6 separate regions of the Homo sapiens genome follow, and all the other regions are linked to region 1. A link is a contact called in ENCODE Hi-C data. All regions are on one chromosome and are shown on one strand. The core of a region is the stretch at or near the end of the contact, and the rest is flanking DNA. Distances in the headings are between cores, read along the strand shown. Region 1 overlaps MYO5B (myosin VB). Region 2 holds the start of SKA1 (spindle and kinetochore associated complex subunit 1). Region 3 overlaps LOC105372114 (a long non-coding RNA gene). Region 4 has its middle 28 kb from the start of CXXC1. Region 5 holds the start of CXXC1 (CXXC finger protein 1). Region 6 holds the start of CFAP53 (cilia and flagella associated protein 53).

Region 1 (3,439 bases), core at 314-2,813:
GCCTGGAGCCTGACACCACTGTGTGCTTCCAAGGCTCAGATGAAGTTCCATGTTCTCTCTGTCCATGCCAGTACTCCCACACTATGTGGCAGTCCAGGTCTCACTAACGCAGGCCTCTATAGCAACTGTTTCAGTACTGAGTGAGTGGTTAAGTTAAATATTAAAAGCTAAAAAAGTCAGTGCCCTCATACAAAGGCTGGAATGTAACAAGAGCCCACCAAGAGTCTTGCCTAGGCCCTTCCTGGGCCTTAAAGCATGACAAAATAAGGAATGAATTCTTAACAGGACCCGTTTAAGATTAAACAAGTTTTATTGTGGGTCTGAAGAAACTCCCCAGGCCTCTAGAAACAAGTTTATTGGGGGGCCTGAAGGAACTCCCCAAACCTCCGTGATTTAGCAGGAGACAAGATAAGGGTAATCACCCCAGCACCCGGACCCATTTAGATTAAGTAAATTTACTGAGGCTCCAGAGGAAAGTCTTCAAGACTCAGATCTTAGTTATAGATTAGAAGTTAATCACTTATGTCTTTGGATGAATGCACACTTACATGTAGACATACAGCTTAGAAGGTATATAAGCTCTGAAAAACTTTGTAATTTTGAGTTGGGCTGGCGATAATTTCCAGGCCTTCTCCCTGTAACTGGTTGCAGAAAGTAAAAACTCTTTTCCTCCCCAGCTCATCTGCATCTTGTTATTGGGCCACGAGAATAAGCAGCCCGACCCTCAGTTTGGTTTGGGAACACTATGGCCTCATTGTCTTTTAAAAGCCTACAACACATACAATTTCTATTCCTTGGGGAGGCTCTCATGTACTAGTTTCCTGTCATCTGCCCAGTAGCTCTTCTGGGCAGGGACTGTGACTTGCTCATCTTTACAGCCTTCATAGTTTGGGACAGTTGGCTGTTAGGTTGGGAGAGGATCGCCATACAGTGGATGTTTTCCTGTCCTGCATTGGAGTTTCAGGCCTGAAGACGAGCTGGGAATTGGAGCATTTGGCAAACTGAGTGGATTTAGGTCCTCAAGAAGAATAACTGACCTTCGCCTTGGGGTGTGAACAGTGCCTGGGATTGTGTTCTGTCTAAAAAAACTAGTCCTGGGTGGGGGCATCTAGGCACAGAGAAGCACCTGAGCGGAATGCAGGCCCCACCATTCCAAGGTACAGCCAGCATCCCGAGGTTGTTCAGTAAAGAGATCAGAAGGGTTGGCCTCTCTGACAGACCCAGGGTGGCCTTGTGAGATTTTATAGGCTTCAAGATGGAAAGGGACCTTGAAAGGATGTCTGGATCATTTCTCTGACCTCAATGCATGATGGCCCTGCTTTTAAAGGCTTCTCCAGGGAGAATTTCTCCATGTTATATTTTCTGTGTGACTTCTAATAATCATTCCCTGGAAGCTATCGTCTGTATCTAATCTGTAGTCCATCTTTTCAGTCTACCAAAGGCAGAATGCTGGAGAGTGAGCTTTATAAATTGGAAAGACCAGGCTGAGCTAGGAGATTTTAGTTCCTTTGACCTGTGCCAGGGGAACGTAGAGTTTCCCAATCTTCAAAGCATCTCACTGCCTCTCTGTTCTCTCTCCAGGTCATGGAGTGAGAGATTCAAGGAGGTTGATCATTAACTTAGTGACTAATTGACTTTTTATTGCAGTTTCACTTTCCAACGGACACTACCTTATTTGTAGAGGCATCTGTGTCCCTTACTACACTCTGAAGTTAAGGTAGAATGAGAAGGAAATTGTATACTTTTCGACTATGAAAATAGAAATGGAAACAGTGTGATCATTGTGCCATCGAGAGACCAGATGCCACATTTCAGCATCGATTCTTACTCTATGTTTTGACCTTCCTCCGGCCCAAGGATTCTGGTTTAAATATTTTCAACACTGATTTTACAAGAGAAATTCAGTTCTCTTTAGCATATAAATTTCTTTGTGACACTTTAATGTTGTGAACTATAAATTGATTCATTGTGTTTATTTTAAAAAGTCTTCTCTGTTGATGGGAGGAATTACTATAAATATAATTCCATTGTAAAGGAAAAGTTACCCAATCTCCCCAACTGTGGCTTTCTGAGGTCTGTCATTTTAGATGTTTCCCCAAGCTGCCCGAGCCCCTCATTCATTTCTGGGCCTCCGGCATTTAAGTAATTATGCTAGATGGCACAGGAATTGTTACCAGATAATATCTTAGAAATAGGAAAATTACAAGCTAATTTCAGTCCATCTCAAATTAATGAGAATGTTCTTTGTGGAGTGCTACCAGTGTAAACCTTTAGAAAATGACAAGTCTGAGATATTTAAATCCTCTGTGGAGCTTAGCACAGCTCTGCCAGCACACCCAATTGCTATTATCTGGCCAATTGCTGGGGTGGCTCTTTTATCTCCCACCTAGGTTTTATTAATTCAATTTCCTCTGGGGCTTGGCTGCCATCAGCAGCTTCTCTCAGGGTGGAGGATCGGGGAAGGCAGTAAGGTTCTAAGGGACATAGCTCAGTCTTTAAGACTATCATCTGGGCTGGAAGGGCCCCAATTCAAGGCAGTGACTGGCAGACACAGTGCTTCTCCTGCTTGGTCTGGAGTGCACAGGGGTGGCCTCCTTCATCCCAGCATACACTTTACATCTTTGATCTTGTTTTTTCAACCTAGAATTATTTCTCACACGTGGGCATGGCCAAAGGCTGTGCTTTAATGTGGTTTGTCTCCAAGCAGTTGACTCATTTAATCTCTAAATGATTTCCTACTCCTCCTGATGGGGGAGGTGAGCACCAGGGTGGGAGAAGCCTGATGTATTCTGGGCACCGGCCCGGCCCCTTTGGGTATCTGATGCCTCTATCTGTGGTGTTCCCTCTGCACAGGTGCTATCTCTCCACCACCACCATCCTCAGCCCCCATCAGGGCCAGCTGCAACATTTCTCTCTGGGGTGGTACTGAGGGACTATGCTCTATTTGGAAGGGCTTGCATGACACTTTGTATGTATGACACTGAGAAAATTTAGTTGTACTGAAGAATGGAAAGGGTAGAGACATGGAGTGGGCTGAATGGAGCCTGTGTCCATCGCTATTACCTCGTTGGTATTACTGGCCCTTTCCCATTCACTATGAGCTCAAATACCTCCTTCTAGGACATCATCCTCCATATTCACAGCCCTTCCACCTCATCTGTTTTTCCTTTTTCATGAAACTTCTCCTCCTCTCTGAATTAAGACTGTGGTCTCAGAAATCAGACTGTCTGGGTTCACACACTGCCTCTGCCTACCGACTCTCTGGCCTTGGGCAGCACAGCTTATTCAGTCTCCCTGCCCATCAGTTTCTTCAGCCACAGGATGGGATTAATAATAAGGCCTAACTCTTGGCTGCTGGAGGCATTACTCAGAACTTGTGGAGCACTTGGGCTTAGTGTTCTGTGGGCTCTCATTAGTGGGGCCACTGCCGTCCATTTGG
Region 2 (3,439 bases), core at 247-2,746, 410 kb before region 1:
TTCCAGTTCTGCAAGCTCCATCAATGGTAAGTGGCCTATACAGGTGTTCCATTTTTAATCTTTTACTGTATCTTTTCTATGTTTAGATACACAAATACTCACCATTGTGTTACACTTGCCTAAGGTATTCAGTACAGTCACATGCTATACGGGTTTGTTGCCTAGGAGCAATAGGCTATATAGCCTAGATATGTAGTAGGCTATACCATCTAGGTTTGTGTACATTTACGTACATTCTATGATGTGATGTTTGCACAACGACAAAATCATGTAACGCTTTTGTCAGAACACATCTCCATCATTAAGGAACGCATGACTGTATCTCTATTTAGCTGTAGAACCATGGATGCCACATAACCTTCAAATCTCACCATTGGCCTATGTGTCTCAGAAAAACATAAGTAAATAATTCTAATGAATATTCAGTTCATTGTTCAATGTACCTTACATTTTTAGTATCCTCCACAATATTCAAAATGACATTGGACTATTTAAAAAATCGTTATGCAAAAATCTAAAATTACCTAAGATGCAGTCACTTAACCAAGCAAAGATATCATTCAGAGTGGAATAATCAAAATGCATTTTGTATATACAAAGTCAGTGGAATCTGTTTTACTTACCACAGTTTCTTAATGATAAGGTTTTCTTAATATTGCCAATCTTTTCATTAACATGAGAGCATAATTGTTCCAGATCTGACGAGGCCATCCTTTAAGCCTCTGAAGAAAAAAACATAAACATATTCGTAACAAGAAAAGCCACACAAATTTCTGTTCACTTTCGAAATCCAAGAATGGTCAATGTCAAGTAAATCACATGTCTTTGAAGGTTAAGCACAAAAATTCAAGAGCAATTTCTTTCATTTCTACAACATTCAGTTTCTAACCACGGTACCGTACTGACTTGTCTTAGAGCCTTAGGCCATCGATGGATCCCAAACCAGGGGAAAGAGGATAAGCCTGGGTCCTTTCCTTAAGGATTCAGGAGGACAAACGCACTATTTGTATATAAAGACAACATTGGTATTTTCTTTAAACACGCAAAATAAGGACACATTTTTTAAAAATGTGTTACACTGTCAAAGAAATGGGCCCAGGTAATCATTTTTCCTGTGCTGTGAGGGGTTGGGGCTTTACAGTTTGGGATCGGTAAGGAGGCCGAGAAATGGGAAAGAACCAGTTTCCCACCCACTCCGCCGGTGAGAGAGAAGGGGAGGGTCTAAAGCATCCAACCCAGCCTCCAGCCCCGTCCTCCCCCAAGCCCGGCGCGGTCCGCGGCCCCCAGCTGCCAAGCAGCTACCTCGGGCGCTTCCAAAGGCAGGGTCCCCAACACACAGACTCCAACCTCAAGTCCGTCCGGGAGCAAAAGGCTACTCGCCGCTGGGTCTCCAGCTGCGGATACCGCAGTCTCCGTTGGAAGCCCAGGATGGTGAGACGGGACTCTGTAAGCAAAATTCAAACCGCCCGCCGCGCCCTAGCGCAGCGCAGGCGCACATCCATGCTTCCGAAGCGCAGGCTCAGCCGCTGTTCCCGGTTTGCGTCATCCGGGGCCACAGCTGGGCGGGAAGGAGGGGTGGCCGAGCCGGGGAAAGGCGGGGCGACGGCGAAGGCGGGGCTTCCGGACGAAAGGGTAACCCGGAGGTGCTCTTTCCGCGCTAACCAGTCTGGGGAGATTTCAGCAGGTCATGCAGTCTTGACCGCAGCCCAGCCAGGGACCTGGCGTCACCAAGTCCTGGTCTTTGACATTTGCTGCACCTTAGAGTCACCAGGGGCAGCTATTACAAGTCTCAGTGCCTAGAGTACACCCCAAGTCGGTGAAATCAGACACTGGGGAAATGAGGCACAAGCCTTAGTATTTATAAAAACACCCCAGAAAATTCCAAAGAGCAGCTAAGTTTGTGTGGAAGAAACAGTGACCCTGTCTTCTGGGTCTTAGACAGCCTCTGTAAGTGTTCCCGGGCCAAACCAGGGGTTGGGCTGCTTATTCTCATGATGAACTGGGAAAGAAGAGTTTATTTCGGTAACCGGGTACAGGGAAAAGGCCTGGAAAATATCGCCAAATCGATTCAAAATTACAAAGTTTTCCAGAGCTTATATACCTTCTAAACTATCTGTCTACATGTAAGTGTGCATGTGTGTAAAGACGTAAATGATTAACTGTTTCTAATCTATAACTAAGATCAGTCCTAAGGAAGGTCTTTATTTAAGTAAATTTACTTAATCTAGATGGCTGCAGGTGCCAGAGGTGATTACCCTTATCTTGTCTCCTGCTAAATCATGAAGGTTTGGGCAGTTCCTTCAGACCCCCGATAAACTTGTTTGTGGAGGTCTGGGGGAGTTTCTTCAGACCCCCAATAAAAACTTGTTTAATCTTGAACAGGTCCTGTTAAGAATTCCTTCTTTATTTTCTCATGCTTCAAGGACCAGGAAAGGCCTGGGCAAAACTCTTGGTGGGCTTTTGTTACATACCAGCCTTTCTATAAAGACACTGGCTCTTTCAGCTTTTAATATTTAACTTAACTAGTGCTGAAACAGTGGTTACGGAGGCCTGTCTGTTCAGCTGTTAGTGAGACCTGGCCTGCCACTTAAGAGCAAATATAAATTTAAAATAAGAAAAACAAAAGTTTAATTCTCCCTGTTGAAAAGGAGGGAAAAGCACCCAAGGCTGGAGTGGTGGCACCGCCAGGTTCTGTCCATCCCTTGGCTCCACTGCGCTATTATTATGCACTTGGACCTTCAGGCTGCCAGCCCCTGTCCTCAGGTCTTTCTCCCAGGCAGCAGAAACGAGCAAGAGGCATGTGTAATAGGCTTAACTGCCAACAGAACCAGCACTTTGAGAGCGTTGTGCTGGAAGCCACACCCAGTGGCTTCCATCTGCTTCTCACTGGTCACTCCCATCTGCGAAGGAGACTGAAAAAAATCTTTTGTAAAAAATGTAATCTGGACAGTTACTTTCACTCATGTCCGTATGAAGAGACCACCAAACTGGCCTTTGTGTGAGCAACAAGGCTGTTTATTTCACCTGAGTGCAGGCGGGCTGAGTCCGAAAAGACAGTCAGCTAAGGGAGATAGGGGTGGGGTCGTTTTATAAGATTTGGGTAGGTAAAGGAAAATTACAGTCAAAGGGGGTTGTTCTCTGGCAGGCAGGGGTGGGGGTCACCAGGTGCTCAGTGGGGGAGCTTTTGAGCCAGGATGAGCCAGGAGAAGGAATTTCACAAGGTAATGTCATCAGTTAAGGCAGGAACAGGCCATTTTCACTTCTTTTGAGATTCTTCAGTTACTTCAGGCCATCTGGATGTATACGTGCAGGTCACAGGGGATATGATGACTTAGCTTGGGCTCAGAGGCCTGACAGTTACATTGCATCCTCGAGACTTAAGTTTAGCCTAAAGTTGCCTCCATACATATTTTAAGTTGTGCCTAAAGTTTTCTCTGTA
Region 3 (3,439 bases), core at 664-3,163, 390 kb before region 1:
TGATGTGAACAGGCAGGGAGAAGATGGCCATACAAGCCAAGGAGAGAGGCTTGGAGCAGACCTTCCCCTCAGAGGAAACAACCCCTGCCAATACCTTGATTTCAAACTTCTTACCTCCAGCGCTGTGGACAATAAAGTTCTGTTGTGTAAGAAGCCACTCAGTTTGTGGTACTTTGTTTTGGCAACCTGAACAAATCAATACAGAGGGTAACAATAAGAAAAAGCCCTACCAGCGTATTGCTTGAGCTCAGGAGTTCAAGACCAGCCTGGGGACCATGGTGAAACCAGGTCTCTTAAAAAAAATACAAACATTAGTCAGGAGTGGTGGCACGCACCTGTAGTCACAGCTACTCAGGAGGCTGAGATGGGAGGATCGCTTGAGCCCAGGTGGATGAGGCTGCAGTAAGCCATGATGGTGTCACTGCACTCCAGCCTGGTTGACAGAGAAAGACCCTGTCTCAAACAAATAAATAAATAACAAAAGAAAAAGAAAAAAAAAATTCTCCACCATCCCTGGATTCACTTGTATTTCCTATGAGCTAAGCCTGGGCTCTTCCTGGTGATGGATTGAACTTATCTTTGCATTGAGGAGATATTGTTTTTAAAAATCATGAGCTCTAAAGGAAAGGTTTTTGTGTTCAATACACTCTGTAAGAAATGAATAAGAATGTTCAGATAATCTTTATGTAGGTCCTTAAGAGTTAAGCTTTGAGTAGAGAGGCTGTTTCTTGATGATGCCAAAAGGATGAAGTATTACCATAAAGCAGAACACGTTATCTCTGAGTGCTATCAATAAAGCTCCATCCAAATCATAGCTTACTTAGAATGCTGAATATTTGTCATCTTCCTCAAACGTGAGAAAACAGATTTTGGCTTTATTGTAATGCTGGCTGGAAGGTTTACTTGCCACATGGCCACAAGGTGGCAGGGCAGTGCCATTCTTCTGGAAGCCACCAGAAAAACGCAGCTAGGACTACGTGGCCACAGGTAGGAAGTCAGCAGTGCTCTTCAAGTTTATGAAGTTGAACTTTCGCTCTCTTTTTAAGCACTCCCTTTTTCTGAAAATCAAAGTAGCACATGTTTTTAATTGAAAATGTTATCCTGGGCAACATAGTGAGACCCTGACTTTATAAAAAATTTAAAAATTAGCCAGCTGTGGTGGTACACACCTGTAATCCCAGCTACTCAGGAGGCTGAGGCACGAGAATCACTTGAACCCAGGAGGTGGAGGCTGCAGTGAGTAGAGATTGTGCTGCTGCACTCCAGCCTGAGTGACAAAGAGAGACCCTGTCTCAAACACACACACACACACACACACACACACACACACACACAGAAAAATATAAAGAATAAAACAAAAAATTCATTATCCCACCACTCAGAAACAAACATGGGATGTGTAGACCATTCCCAGCCTTCTCTGCCAATGCCACCTGCTTAGGATACCCCTCTCTCACCTGCTCTGCAACACCCCTCCTGCCTTATCTCTCTCACTTCCTCACTCTGCCTAACGTGCCTCTCCCCATCTTTCTTCTTAACACTCACTACTATTTCACAGCAGTTGTCACTGCCTCCTCTGCTAGTCCGTGAGCACCATGTGGGCAGATAGCTTGTCCTGTCAACCCCTACCACCAGGAGCAGCAGTCCCAGGATGTCAACCCACTGCATTGCAGAACTGTCTATTTCTCCCTTCAAGTCTGTCATTTTTTTGGCTTCATACATTTTGGAGTTCTGTTGTTTGGTGCATGTCTCAGTCCCTTTTGTGTTGCTATAAAAGAATACCTGAGACTGGGTAATTTATAAAGAAAAGAGTTTTATTTAGCTCATGGTTCTGCAGGCTGAGGATCTCAATGGCATGACCCTGGCTCTGGCAAGGGCTTCTGTGCTGAGTCACAACATGACAGAGAAGGGCAAAGAGGAAGCAGACGTGTGAAGAAAGAGAAACATGAGGGGTGACCTGGCTTTGTAACAACCACACTTGTAGAAACTAATCAATTCCTGTGAGAACTAATCCAGATCCAGTCTTAAAATAGGAAGAACTCACTGACTATCTTGAGAACAGCACCAAGCCATTCATGAGGGATCTGCCCTTATGACCCAAACACTTCCCACTAGGCCCCACCTCCCAACACTACCACATTGGGAATCAAGTTTCAACACGAGCTTTGGCAGGAACAACAACAACAGCAAAACCATGCCCAAATCATAGCAGTGCATATATGTTTATTATTGTTACATCTTCTTGATAAATTGACCCTTTATCAATGAATAGTGAATTTGCTTGTCTTTTGTAATTTTAACTTCATGTCTATTTCATCTGATATTAGTGTAGTTATACCAGCTCTGTTTTGGCAACTATTTGTGTGGAATATCATTTTCTGTCTGTTTATTTTCAGCCTATTTGTATCTTTGGACCTAAAGTTAGTCTCTTGTGGGCAGACAACATGCTTTTATTTTTTAATCCATCCTGCCAGTTTTTGTCTTTTAACTGGTGAGTTTCAGTTATTTATATTTAAAGTGATTACTGATAAGGAAAGATTTACTTTTGCTACTTTGCTCTTAGTTTTATATATTTGTTATGTTTTCCCCCCAATTCTTTCAATATTGCTTTCTTGTTTAATTGATTTTTTTCTAATACAAAGTTTGGATTTCCTCCTAATTTTCTTTTCTGAATATTTAAAAATTATTTTCTTAGGAGCTGCCATGTACTTTCAATTAACATCCTAACTTTTTTTTAAAATAATCAATAGTTATCTCTCTGTATCTATGGAAGGTTGGTTCCAGGACCTCCCTTGGACCCCAAATCCTCAGATGCTCAAGTCTATATATAAGATGGTGTAGTATTTGCATATAATGTACACACATCTTCCTGTATACTTTAAACCATCTCTAGATTACTTACAATGCCTAATAAAATGTAAATGTTATATGAATAGCGGTTATGCTGTACTATTTTTCAAATCCATATGATTTCTAGTCATATTATCTGTGTTGATTTTTTTCAAATATTTTTGACCTTTGGTTGGTCAAATCCTCAGGTACAGAATGTGCAGGTACTGAGAAATAATTACAATTATTATCATTATGAAGAAATTTCAATACTGTAATTGAAATTTGTATCAGGTTAGCTTTAATAATATACAAAAACTCTGCTCCTATACAGCTGTCTCTTCCTAAATTACATCTTTATACATTGTCTCCCATTAACACATATTTATAATAATTTTATGCATTTGTCTTTTAAATTATATATGAAACAAAAAGAAAATTTACAAGGCAAAAACATAATAGTGGCTTTTGTATTTACCAATGTAGTTACCTTTACCAGAGTAGTTCTTTAAGGAAAAGAAAAAAGAAAGAAAGAACTACTCTGGTAAAAGTAACTACATTGGGTTTTTTGTCTGTCTGTTTGTTTGTTTTTTAGGCAAGGACTTGCACC
Region 4 (3,439 bases), core at 238-2,737, 350 kb before region 1:
TGACTTCCAATGCTAGCTCATAAGAGGCTATACAGCTTTTGACTTGCTCACACATACACACAGTAGCCCTAAGCCGCCATATAAAACTATGACTACTCCAAAGTCACTATGCTGTGATGAAGTCCAATCTACATTGAGAGGCCATATGTAACTCTTGTCATTGACAGCACACACTTTACTGTGTCATTAAAGCACACACTTTACTGGTCATTATAGCACAGGGACCAGACATAAGTGGAGAAGCAACTAGGTGATTCAGGCCTAAGCCATAGGAGTCATGCCCAGCAATTTGTCTTCCCAGATGAAACTTCAGATTTCCAGTGATTTTAGCACTGTTGTCAAAAATCAATTGACCGTAGATGTATGGGTTTATTTCTGGACTCTCAATTTATTCCATTAATCTATATGTCCAGCCTGATGCCATTACCACACTGTTTTGATACATACAGCTTTTTTTTTTTTTTTTTTTTTGAGACAGAGTCTCATTCTGTTGCCCCGGCTGGAGTGGAGTGGTGCGATCTTGGCTCACTACAGTATCCACCTCCCAGGTTCAAGTGATTCTCCTGCCTCAGCCTCCTGAGTAGCTGGGATTACAGGCACCCGCCATCACACTCAGTAGTTTTTTCTATTTTTAGTAGAGATGGGGTTTCACCATGTTGGCCAGGCTGGTCTTGAACTCCTGACCTCAGGTGATCTGCCCACCTCGTCCTCCCAAAGTGCTGGGATTACAGGCATGAGCCACCACACCCGGCCTGCTAGTACTCTTTTTCTGAGTACTCTTTTCCTCTGCCTTCATGAAAATATCTTTCACATCACTAAAAACAAGGCTGTACTCAGGTTTGTATATAAAAGTATTTTCAAATTAATTAATTAATTGAAACATTTATCAAGTGTTGCATCAATTTACTTAATCTTGAGGGTAATTAATTGCTTGAAAGGAATTATGATGTCTAATGTTTGCATAAAGTCTCTCATTATAGGATCTATTCTTGTTATATAATCAGACCCAGCTAAAGAGAAAGAAGGCAATTATCTCAGAAACTCTGCAGGAAACTTATTAAATGGGCTCATACCAATGAGGCAGGGAACTTAACTTCTGTCTTTTGACAATTTCAATGTACCACACAATTTTAATATTGAGACTACAACAGTGAAACGAATAAACTTGTGAAGAAATAAAGCCACCTGTGGGAACAGATATTTCACAAGGTGCAGCAAAAACTGCCTTAAATGAACAAGCAAATGTTGTTGGTACATGTTCTTCTAGAATAATGACATATACCTAAGTGTGAAAAGGCAATGCTGCAGCAAAAATTTGTGTTTCTCTAGTGTTCCTTCCATTCAGGTAATATAGGGGGAGGAGAGAAGGCTTGCTATGATTAGTTGACTCTATTCTTGCCTAACTGCTTAACACAGTATCTCCGTGTGGTGTCCTTGCTTGAGTACACATGTGTGGTTTCCTCCTGCCAATTTCTGAAAGCATTTGTAAGGTTTCAGTAACCTAGCCCTTAATGTACGAAAAATAATGACCAATTACTTACTGAGCTCCACTGAATAAGTCTACTTATTGCAGACTAAGTGTCTACATTCCTTGTCTCTAATTCTGTCATCAATCTTATAAGACAGAGATTCACCCCATATTACAGATGGGGAAACTGAGGTTCAGAAATGTTGCATTATCAGACCAAGGTTCCACATCTGACAAATGGTAAAGTCAGAATTTGAATGGAGGAGTCAGTTTCCCTGGCTCCAGTGCTTGTGTTTCATCTGTGACGTCATGATGCTGCCGCCCAGCTGCACTCCCAGACATCCCCTCGTTTCACAGACTTTTAATGACTCTCAAATAGTCACTCTTAATTTGAATCTTTTCTGTTCATTCTAGATCTTTAATAATTCTGACTTTGAAAAAAGATTAGGTAAATACACAGCTGCACCACACTTGTCCACCATCTGGAAAAAAAATGCCATGCTCTGAGAAATTTTAACGTAAGATTCTTAACACAGAAACACAATTTAATTGACATAATGAACTTCAAGAATAAAAAGATATTTGTGCAAGCTTTAAAGCAAGAAAGAAAAAATATCATGCACAATAGAAAAATCAGGCTAGTCAAAAATTTCTTCACAGCAATATTTCTGCTCAATATTTTACTTGAAAGACTTCAAACTTGCAGAAAAATGGAATACTGCTACTACATAGAACACCAAGATTTACCAACTAATATTTTCCTCATTTGTTTATCTCTATCTATGTATGGATTAATCACTTTTTTATTTTTGTATTCTCATTTTCTTTGAAAATTTTGTTCTCAACCATTTGAAGTTAGGATGCAAATATCACAACACTTCACATTTTTGTTGAAATGTTTCTACTTATGGGAAGATGAAATGTCCAACCCAAACAATGAATGAAAGATATCTTAAATTCTGACTACCTATAATGTGAGCTGGATGCCAGAGAGGCTCAGAGGTAATTGGAAATTAGAGCATTGGCCTCTTATTTAAACAATATAGGTGAATCAATGTAGGAGCTTTATGGTAGGAAATTTCTCCAATATTTAGTAATAAGAGATTTATAAGACTTGAAAGCATGAGTTAATCTATTTGAAGAAAAAGGAGTACATATCTCAGTCAGAATTCCAGCAAAATGTGCAGATAGTATTTAGGGAAAGCAATAAGCAATAGTAGGTTCCCTACAGTTTGCAACACCAGGGAACTATTACTACATCTAGCCTGGAAGGCAATGTTTATGGAAACCTATTGAGAACAGCTGTATGGGAGAGGGCCATCTGAGAGGAGCTGTGAAATTTGCTAGGGTACTTGGTAACCCATAGAGAATCGACAGGGAAAGATCTGGGACAGTAAGCACCCTCCCTCATTCACTTCCCAGGACAGCAACCACCCTCCCTCATTCACCTCCCAGTCTCTAGGTCTCCTGGTGATCCTCCCCAGTGATTAAACCAGCTGTAAGCCAAAAGTCAAAGGCTACTCATGAAACAGTCCACAAAGGTCAGCCCTCTGAGGCAGAGAGTACGGTGGCAAAAGGTAAACAGTGCATTTGTTGGACAAAAATGAAAGACAAAATTGTTAGACAAAATTATCTGCATATACTTTCTACCTACCATTCCCATTTTGGTAGAATAATTTTTACAACACAGACATAGTTACACACACACAAACAATTGTAACTGAGTACTATATATAGGTTACATAATTATATTTATAATATAAAGCTATTGTAATATAAAACAGTTGTAATACAAATCTGATTATAACATAAATAGACTTTGCTATTTTGAATAGTACTGCAATAAACATAGGAGTACAGGTGTCTTTTTGATAGAATGATTTCTTTTCCTTTGAGTAGATGCCCAGTAGTGGGACTGCTGGGTCAAATGGTAGTTCTATTTTTAGTTCTTGGTAAAATGTCCAATGTGTG
Region 5 (3,439 bases), core at 514-3,013, 320 kb before region 1:
CAAGAGACCAAGCTGCAATGCAGGAGTTTATTGGGGCATTAGGAACTGCAATTCAGGAGACACAGATTCAGCTCGAAGTCAAATTGTACTCCAAAGATAGGAAGGGGAGAAGGAGTTTTTAAGAAAAAGAAAAAGGAAGCTAAGGGTGATTACACAAGTTCTTTTAAAGAAATTATTATTGGTGGAGGCGGCTGGCTGGCATCAGTCCATAGTTCATTGGTTGTTGTTCAGGAGACGCAGCACTAGTGAAATATAGCTGGTTTCCAGGACTGTGTGGTCATTGCAGTTTGGACCAATTCAAAGGTTCGAGGCAAGTTCCTGTTGTGTTTTAATTTTGTTTTGTTTGTTTTCCTTTTTGCAAGTTTGCAGGGAGTCCATAGAATGGCTTCCAGGCGGGCCAGGCACGCGGTGGTTCACGCCTGTAATCCCGGCACTTTGGGAGGCCGAGGCGGGCGGATCACCTGAGGTCGGGAGATCCAGACCATCCTGGCCAACACGGTGAAACCCCATCTCTACTAAACATACAAAAAAAATCAGACGGGCATGGTGGTGCATGCTTGTAATCCCAGCTACTCGGAAGGCTGAGGCAGGATAATCGCTTGAACCCGGGAGGCGGAGGTTGCAGTGAGCTGAGATCGCGCCATTGCACTCCAGCCTGGGCAACAAGAGTGAAACTCCGTCTCAAAAAATAAGTAAATAAATAAAAATAAATAAATAAATACATAATAAATAATAAATAAAATAAATAAATAAATAAATAAATAAATAAATAAAGCCTGGCTTCCAGGCTCCATCTTACAGCTGTTAACCAGAGTTACACCTGGTATATCACATTTGTATATTTGTAAATTTGTATATCACATTTCACAAGAAATAATCAGGGATGAGCATACAGATCTATGTTTAAGAATGTTCGTTGCAACTTTATTTAGAATAATATTTGAAAATGTTCTAAATGCTAAACAATAAAGAAATGGATAAGTAAACTGTGTTTAGGCTTATTGTGCAGCTTATAGAACTAAAATAAGATTTGATATTAGTTTAAGAATTGTTTTTAAATAAAAATAAAATAAATAGAAGCCGAACCGTGCCAGGCCTGGCAGAAGAATGACAAGTGGGAGGAGTAAAAGCCGGAAAGAGTGGTGGCAGGTGAAGTCGGAGACGACAGAGGAACTGGTTTCCTCCGCCCCGCAAGGCACACAGCCTGCCGACGCCCCATTAATACATGTGGAAGGGGAAAGAGACTGAATGGAGGAATGAATACAACTTGATCCAGGTCGTGCTTCGGAAGCGGTCACTTTACCTGTGAACCTCTCTGCCTGACAAACGGGCAATGTACGGAATCAACCACCAAGATGGCGGCGCCCGTGAAGAATCCGCAATTAGGTCGCCGTCATATGTCGCCTAGGAACGTACGGAATTCGACCCACGTACGGAATCGGATTCCAAGATGACGGCATCTATGAGGAAGTCACGCAGTAGGTGCAGCCATGTTGCCTGTACGTCGAGGCCGTACAAGCAGCCGCCGTACGGACTCTACTGACAAGGTGGCGGCGCCCTCGGGAAAGCCACATTAGAGCGCGGCCATGTTCCCGGCGAACATATGGATTCGGCCACCATACGGATACGATAAGCAAGATGGCGGCGCCTGAGGGGTCTTGGGGGCTCTAGGCCGGCCACCTACTGGTTTGCAGCGGAGACGACGCATGGGGCCTGCGCAATAGGAGTACGCTGCCTGGGAGGCGTGACTAGAAGCGGAAGTAGTTGTGGGCGCCTTTGCAACCGCCTGGGACGCCGCCGAGTGGTCTGTGCAGGTTCGCGGGTCGCTGGCGGGGGTCGTGAGGGAGTGCGCCGGGAGCGGAGATATGGTAAGTAGCGGGTCCAGGGAGGGGTTCGGCGGTGGAGGTCGGTCGGTTGGCAACAGTGGGGTCTGTCGGCCGACTCAGGGGTCTGTGGTGAGCCATAACCGGAGTCTGTGGACTGAACGGCGGGAGTCTATGGGCAGAATGATGAACCATCTGGGAGTTCTATGGTGAGCCACGGTGGGGGGCTCCTTAATAGAAGTTTAGTGGGGACTCCGTGTGGCAGTTCCGTGGGAAACCATGATCGGGGGTTCTTAGGGCAGAGGGATAAGCGGGTTGTAAGGAGTCACATTGAGTGGTCTGTAGTGAGCCGTGACGAGGAGTCCGTGTCCGGGTATCCGTGGACAGCCGCGACTGGGGGTGGGTGCGGGTGCCAGGTGGGTCTATGAGATAAACAGGGAGGGGTGCGTGGAGAACCGCGATGGGAAGTCCGCAGTGAGTTACGCGGGGTCTGTGAGGCGCCACGATGGAGGGTCGCCATGACCCATTAGCGAGTGTGGACGCAGGGAGCGGGTGTCGGTGGGTGCGTGATGGGAAGTATGGAGCAGAGTAATAGGATGTCAGAGGAAGGGATGGGGGTCAGTGGGGACTGTGATGGAGAGGTTTTTTGGGGGCCCCGATGTGAAATCTGCAGGCAGAGTGGGGATCCCTGCTGACCACGGTGGAGTTGTAATGGGGGGATGAGCCGCCACGGTGGGGGCTGCTTAAGGATCCGTAATGGGGGTGTCCTGCAGGAGGGAGATGGTTCAGACCCAGAGCCTCCAGATGCCGGGGAGGACAGCAAGTCCGAGAATGGGGAGAATGCGCCCATCTACTGCATCTGCCGCAAACCGGACATCAACTGCTTCATGATGTGAGCGCGGGAGAGATGGGCGGGGCTGACACTGGCAGGGTGGGGTGAGGCCGATGGGCCGCGCCCCTCACATCTCCATCGCCTGCCCCATCCTCTGCAGCGGGTGTGACAACTGCAATGAGTGGTTCCATGGGGACTGCATCCGGATCACTGAGAAGATGGCCAAGGCCATCCGGGAGTGGTACTGTCGGGAGTGCAGAGGTGAGGGCCATGGATGGACAGGGAAGGCAGGTGGGGCTTCAAGGGAGGAGGAGGAGCCACAAGGGGGGGTTATGGGGATTAGTGATACACGTCTGTGGTGAGCTGGAATGGGGCTCCATTGTGAGTAATAGAAGATCCCACGGGAAGAGGCAGCTCTGCCCTGGACAGGGGTGCAGAGTAGGTGGGTGGGTCAGTAAGGGAGCGAAGAGGAAGAAAGAGGTTTTGGGACCATTCAAGCCATCCAGTGCTCACTCACTTTGGCCCTACTCTCTGCCCCACAGAGAAAGACCCCAAGCTAGAGATTCGCTATCGGCACAAGAAGTCACGGGAGCGGGATGGCAATGAGCGGGACAGCAGTGAGCCCCGGGATGAGGGTGGAGGGCGCAAGAGGCCTGTCCCTGATCCAGACCTGCAGCGCCGGGCAGGGTCAGGGACAGGGGTTGGGGCCATGCTTGCTCGGGGCTCTGCTTCGCCCCACAAATCCTCTCCGCAGCCCTTGGTGGCCACACCCAGCCAGGTGAGT
Region 6 (3,439 bases), core at 519-3,018, 300 kb before region 1:
GGCGGCCCCGAATCTGCGCCGATTTTCCCAAGCCGTACTTCGGGCCCAAGGCGTTTTCATTGCCGCCTTCCCGGAGGATGTGTGGTGGGGGTGGTTCCGCCCGGACCGACGGGCGGGCCCGGAGCCCGTTGGACTCGAAGATCAAAGAACCGCCCCTCTGGACACTCCAGGAAACCGAGACGACCACCTAATTTGTTTGTTTTCTGTTTCAGGCCACGTAAACTCTTAGTAAATGCAAATGCGTATTTTACTGAACTGCAATTGAAAGAACCGTTATAGAAAAGAACACAAAATGACAGAATTATTAAAAGAGAAGAAAAACATTATTTCGTGGCTGAAAAGCTGAACCAGCAATTCAGGAAATGGAATTCGTATTTAGAAACATACCACATACAAAATCCGAAGTGGGTGGTTTACAAATGATTAAGGAATGCTAATTTACAGTAAATTGCGTCCTTAAGAGGGCATACACATTAGTTGTACTTATTATATGTCAGTTTGACGTAGGTACTGATTTGTTGCATGTGCTCACAAGTGTTCTATGCTCACCCCCACTTTAGAATGGGAGTATCACAGTGTCATTCTTAATTGGCTTTTAGGTATTACCACCTTGCTCTTGACTGGAAATGCAACTGTGGTTACCACCTGTGCTGCAGGTCCGTCCTGGTTCCCTGATTTGTGTTTCCTGTTCTGCCTGGATCCTGATTCTCAGAAACCAGTTACTGGACTTCTGATCCACATCCTGACCCTGGTCCACTGTGACCCTCAGACTCTTAATTATGCTCCACCAGGTCGTGCCACTGCCCCACTAGTCCATTTGATCTGCCCCCATCCTAGGATATCCTGAGTCTAAGCCCTGGTTTCTGCCAATGGCAAATAGGAAGATTTTATTAACAGGTTTTAAAAAATTATTATTATTACTGGTTATTTGGTTTGACAAGGCACTTAGGCTCCCTGAGCTTTGCCTTAGCTGGAAAATAAGGATAGTATTACTTGCTATTCTATCAACCCTGTAAGATATTTGCGGCCACGCGCGGTAGCGCACCCTGTAATTCCAACACTTTGGGAGGCCGGCGGGAGGGGCAGTGGGGAGGATCGCTTGAACCCAGGAGCAGGAGTTCCAGCCTGAGCAACATAGCGGGACCCCCTGTCTCTTCAAAATTTGTTTTTAAATTAGCAGGGCGTGGTGGCGCAGGCTTTGTAGTCCCAGATACTCTGGAGGCTGAGGCCCAGGAGGACGAGGCTGCAGGGAGCCATGATCACGCCACTGCACTCCACCCTGGGCGACAGAGCGAGACCTTGTCTCAGAAAAAATCTGTGAGGTTAAAAGGCTGTGTGTGTGAAAATATCTTGGAAATTGTAAAGAACTACACAAATATAAGGTTTTCCTGTGATTATTACCGTCATCAAGATTAACCTACAGATAGTGCAAAATTTAAGCTTCCCAAAAAATGTTCGCTAACCTTTTTCATACTTTTAGACCATTACAAGATATAAATAGCAAAGTCAACTGGAATTGTAATTAGAGCTTTGATTTTTCTTGGGCTAGAGGTTTTTTCTGCCATTCTGATGAACCCTGGAGGAAGGGAGCAAGGTCGGCGGGATTTGGCCGAGGGGCGGGGTGAGGACTGCGCAGGCTCAGCTTCTCAGCTGGAAGAGGAAGTCCCGAGTGCAGGCGTCTGCGGCCCCCATGGTGACCAGACCGACTTCCGCCCGACCCGCCCACCTCTACCGGCCCCTAATCCCGCGAGGCGCACCATGGCAACCAGACTTCTGCGTCGCGGAAGCGGGTCCCGCAGGTCGCCACGGTTGGGGGAAACGCGGCGGACGCCGCCCCCGTCCCGAAGGGGACTCGAAAATGTACAGCCAGCGGTTTGGCACCGTACAGCGGGAGGTTAAGGGCCCCACCCCCAAAGTGGTGATCGTGGTAAGCACAGGATATGTCTGCCAGACCCTACAGCTTTCTCCATCTCTCCGCACTCCAGGCCTGGCCTATCCCACTTCGGCCCCCACCCGGGGCCTTCTCGAGGGGAACGGGTGTCGCCTGATGCAGTGGGTTGAATTTTGAAAGAAGGAAGATAAGGTCGCTCACCTATCTACCCCACCTCTCACCCACTCATCTCCCTCTGTTTTCATCCTTACAGCCTTTCATCTGCCCCCAAAGTTATAATATTTAGGTTCTGTTTTTGGAGAATCACCACTAGGGATCTTAGGGTTTTTCAGTCTCCAAGACACCGGAAGGATGTCTGTCCCCCATGCAGTGGCGAGTGTGTGTTATGGAAAGGGCACCCGGCCCAGAGACAGATCTGGGGGCAGGGCGGGCCTATGATTTGGAGCTGGTCTTTCACTCCTAGGAAAATCGTCTGAGGAAGGGGAATTAGGTTGTGAGTGGTTATAGCACCCAACGCCTTTCCTGTGCCAACTCAACCAGTAACCATTGCTGGACAGAAGTGTCCCTTCAGACCTGGGAAAAACTCAGGTGCCTGCCTCTAAGGCTGGAGTGGTAGTAGGCCAGGAAAATGTGCTTGCTGCAGAATTTGATGGTTCCTGCTGAGAACCTCAGACACTATTGGTCCATACATGTAGATTTTTTTGTTTCTACAAATTAGTTTCTACCCACCAGAAAACTAACATGTAGGCAGAGTTATTGCTTGAGCCCCTGCTGTGTGCGCAGTATTGTGGGAGATACAGGGGTGGATACAATGATCCTGGAAGGTTAACTCTTTATTGAAGCCTGAGCCCTCCCTTCAAGGAGCTTATACAAGTCAAGTATCCCTTATCTGAAATGCTTGGGACCAGAGATGTCTAGGATTTCAGATTTTTTTTTTGGATTTTGGAATACTTGCATATACATAATGCAATATCTTGGGGAGGGGACCCAAGTCTAAACACAGAATTTATTTATATTTCATTACCTCGAAGGTAATTTTATTTTCCCCTTGGGGATGCTGAATAAATATGTGTTGTTTGCTTGTGTTTTGACTGTGACCCCTTACATGAGGTCAGGTGTGAAATTTTCCACTTATGTCATCATGTGGGTGCTCAAAAAGCTTCAGATTTTGGAGCATTTCAGATTTCAGATTTTCAAATTAGGGGTGCTCAACTTGTAATCCAATTGCAAAAAAAAACTTAGGTAGAATGAAACCACTAAAGGTTAGCACGGTAAATAATGATGTGCTATATTGTCTGTGATGTCAGTTGATGGATGAAAGATCAGTGATACAGTTTTATTATGCTCCACAGTGCACATAGCAAACTTCAGTCAACCTATAGACCTGCTCCTTCTTTAGGTCCAAGTACTGTAAGATCTGGAGCTGGAAAGCAGTAGATGGGACACATAAGTAGGCTGTAGGGTTCAAGGTGATAATTATAAACACACTTCATGAAGGACAGAAGATCTACTTTGGGTTCTGTATCCAAACACTGGGCTCAGGGGCTG

The links. A loop is a pair of places that touch in the nucleus more often than their neighbours do. Pooled maps may share reads with other maps.
Region 2: a loop to region 1 is called in a map with no recorded cell type, with 6 times the contacts of the local background. The contact joins the promoter of SKA1 here to the enhancer-like site in region 1. A Hi-C loop is called at or near these places in 6 of 37 single-sample maps with no recorded cell type and 4 of 50 pooled maps.
Region 3: a loop to region 1 is called in a pooled map, with 3 times the contacts of the local background. The contact joins two enhancer-like sites. A Hi-C loop is called at or near these places in 9 of 37 single-sample maps with no recorded cell type and 5 of 50 pooled maps.
Region 4: a loop to region 1 is called in a pooled map, with 7 times the contacts of the local background. The contact joins two enhancer-like sites. A Hi-C loop is called at or near these places in 8 of 37 single-sample maps with no recorded cell type and 4 of 50 pooled maps.
Region 5: a pooled map shows a loop between it and region 1 (4-fold over the local background). The contact joins the promoter of CXXC1 here to the enhancer-like site in region 1. A Hi-C loop is called at or near these places in 2 of 37 single-sample maps with no recorded cell type and 4 of 50 pooled maps.
Region 6: a pooled map shows a loop between it and region 1 (4-fold over the local background). The contact joins the promoter of CFAP53 here to the enhancer-like site in region 1. A Hi-C loop is called at or near these places in 16 of 37 single-sample maps with no recorded cell type and 4 of 50 pooled maps.

The regions. Positions count from the first base shown.
Region 1 is chr18:49,965,513-49,968,951 of GRCh38, reverse strand. All of the region lies in intron 10 of MYO5B (myosin VB), which reads left to right. Among named protein-coding and RNA genes, the nearest start is that of SNHG22, 150 kb to the right of the region's middle. Within about 2 kb of position 1,563, at least 2 of the 41 ENCODE cell types and tissues checked have a DNase peak (open chromatin) inside an H3K27ac peak, as active enhancers do.
Region 2 is chr18:50,373,103-50,376,541 of GRCh38, reverse strand. It overlaps SKA1 (spindle and kinetochore associated complex subunit 1), which reads right to left and starts at 1,496. Exons shown (of 7, transcript NM_145060.4): 1 at 1,348-1,496; 2 at 624-722. The coding sequence starts at 711. It overlaps LOC105372114 (a long non-coding RNA gene), which reads left to right and starts at 1,664. Exons shown (of 3, transcript XR_935466.3): 1 at 1,664-1,947. RefSeq lists a silencer at 2,709-3,003.
Region 3 is chr18:50,354,910-50,358,348 of GRCh38, reverse strand. LOC105372114 (a long non-coding RNA gene) reads left to right here. Exons shown (of 3, transcript XR_935466.3): 2 at 2,397-2,491. Among named protein-coding and RNA genes, the nearest start is that of SKA1, 18 kb to the left of the region's middle. Within about 2 kb of position 1,913, at least 4 of the 41 ENCODE cell types and tissues checked have a DNase peak (open chromatin) inside an H3K27ac peak, as active enhancers do.
Region 4 is chr18:50,313,624-50,317,062 of GRCh38, reverse strand. No RefSeq gene overlaps it. Among named protein-coding and RNA genes, the nearest start is that of CXXC1, 28 kb to the right of the region's middle. Within about 2 kb of position 1,487, at least 3 of the 41 ENCODE cell types and tissues checked have a DNase peak (open chromatin) inside an H3K27ac peak, as active enhancers do.
Region 5 is chr18:50,286,016-50,289,454 of GRCh38, reverse strand. CXXC1 (CXXC finger protein 1) reads left to right here and starts at 1,763. Exons shown (of 15, transcript NM_014593.4): 1 at 1,763-1,868; 2 at 2,597-2,715; 3 at 2,816-2,916; 4 at 3,198-3,433. The coding sequence starts at 1,866. RefSeq lists enhancers at 1,340-1,709, 1,820-1,909, 2,030-2,149, 2,970-3,019.
Region 6 is chr18:50,264,824-50,268,262 of GRCh38, reverse strand. It overlaps CFAP53 (cilia and flagella associated protein 53), which reads left to right and starts at 1,768. Exons shown (of 8, transcript NM_145020.5): 1 at 1,768-1,927. The coding sequence starts at 1,859. It also overlaps a transcript of MBD1 not described here. RefSeq lists enhancers at 1-176, 1,803-1,872, 2,043-2,172, 1,519-2,364.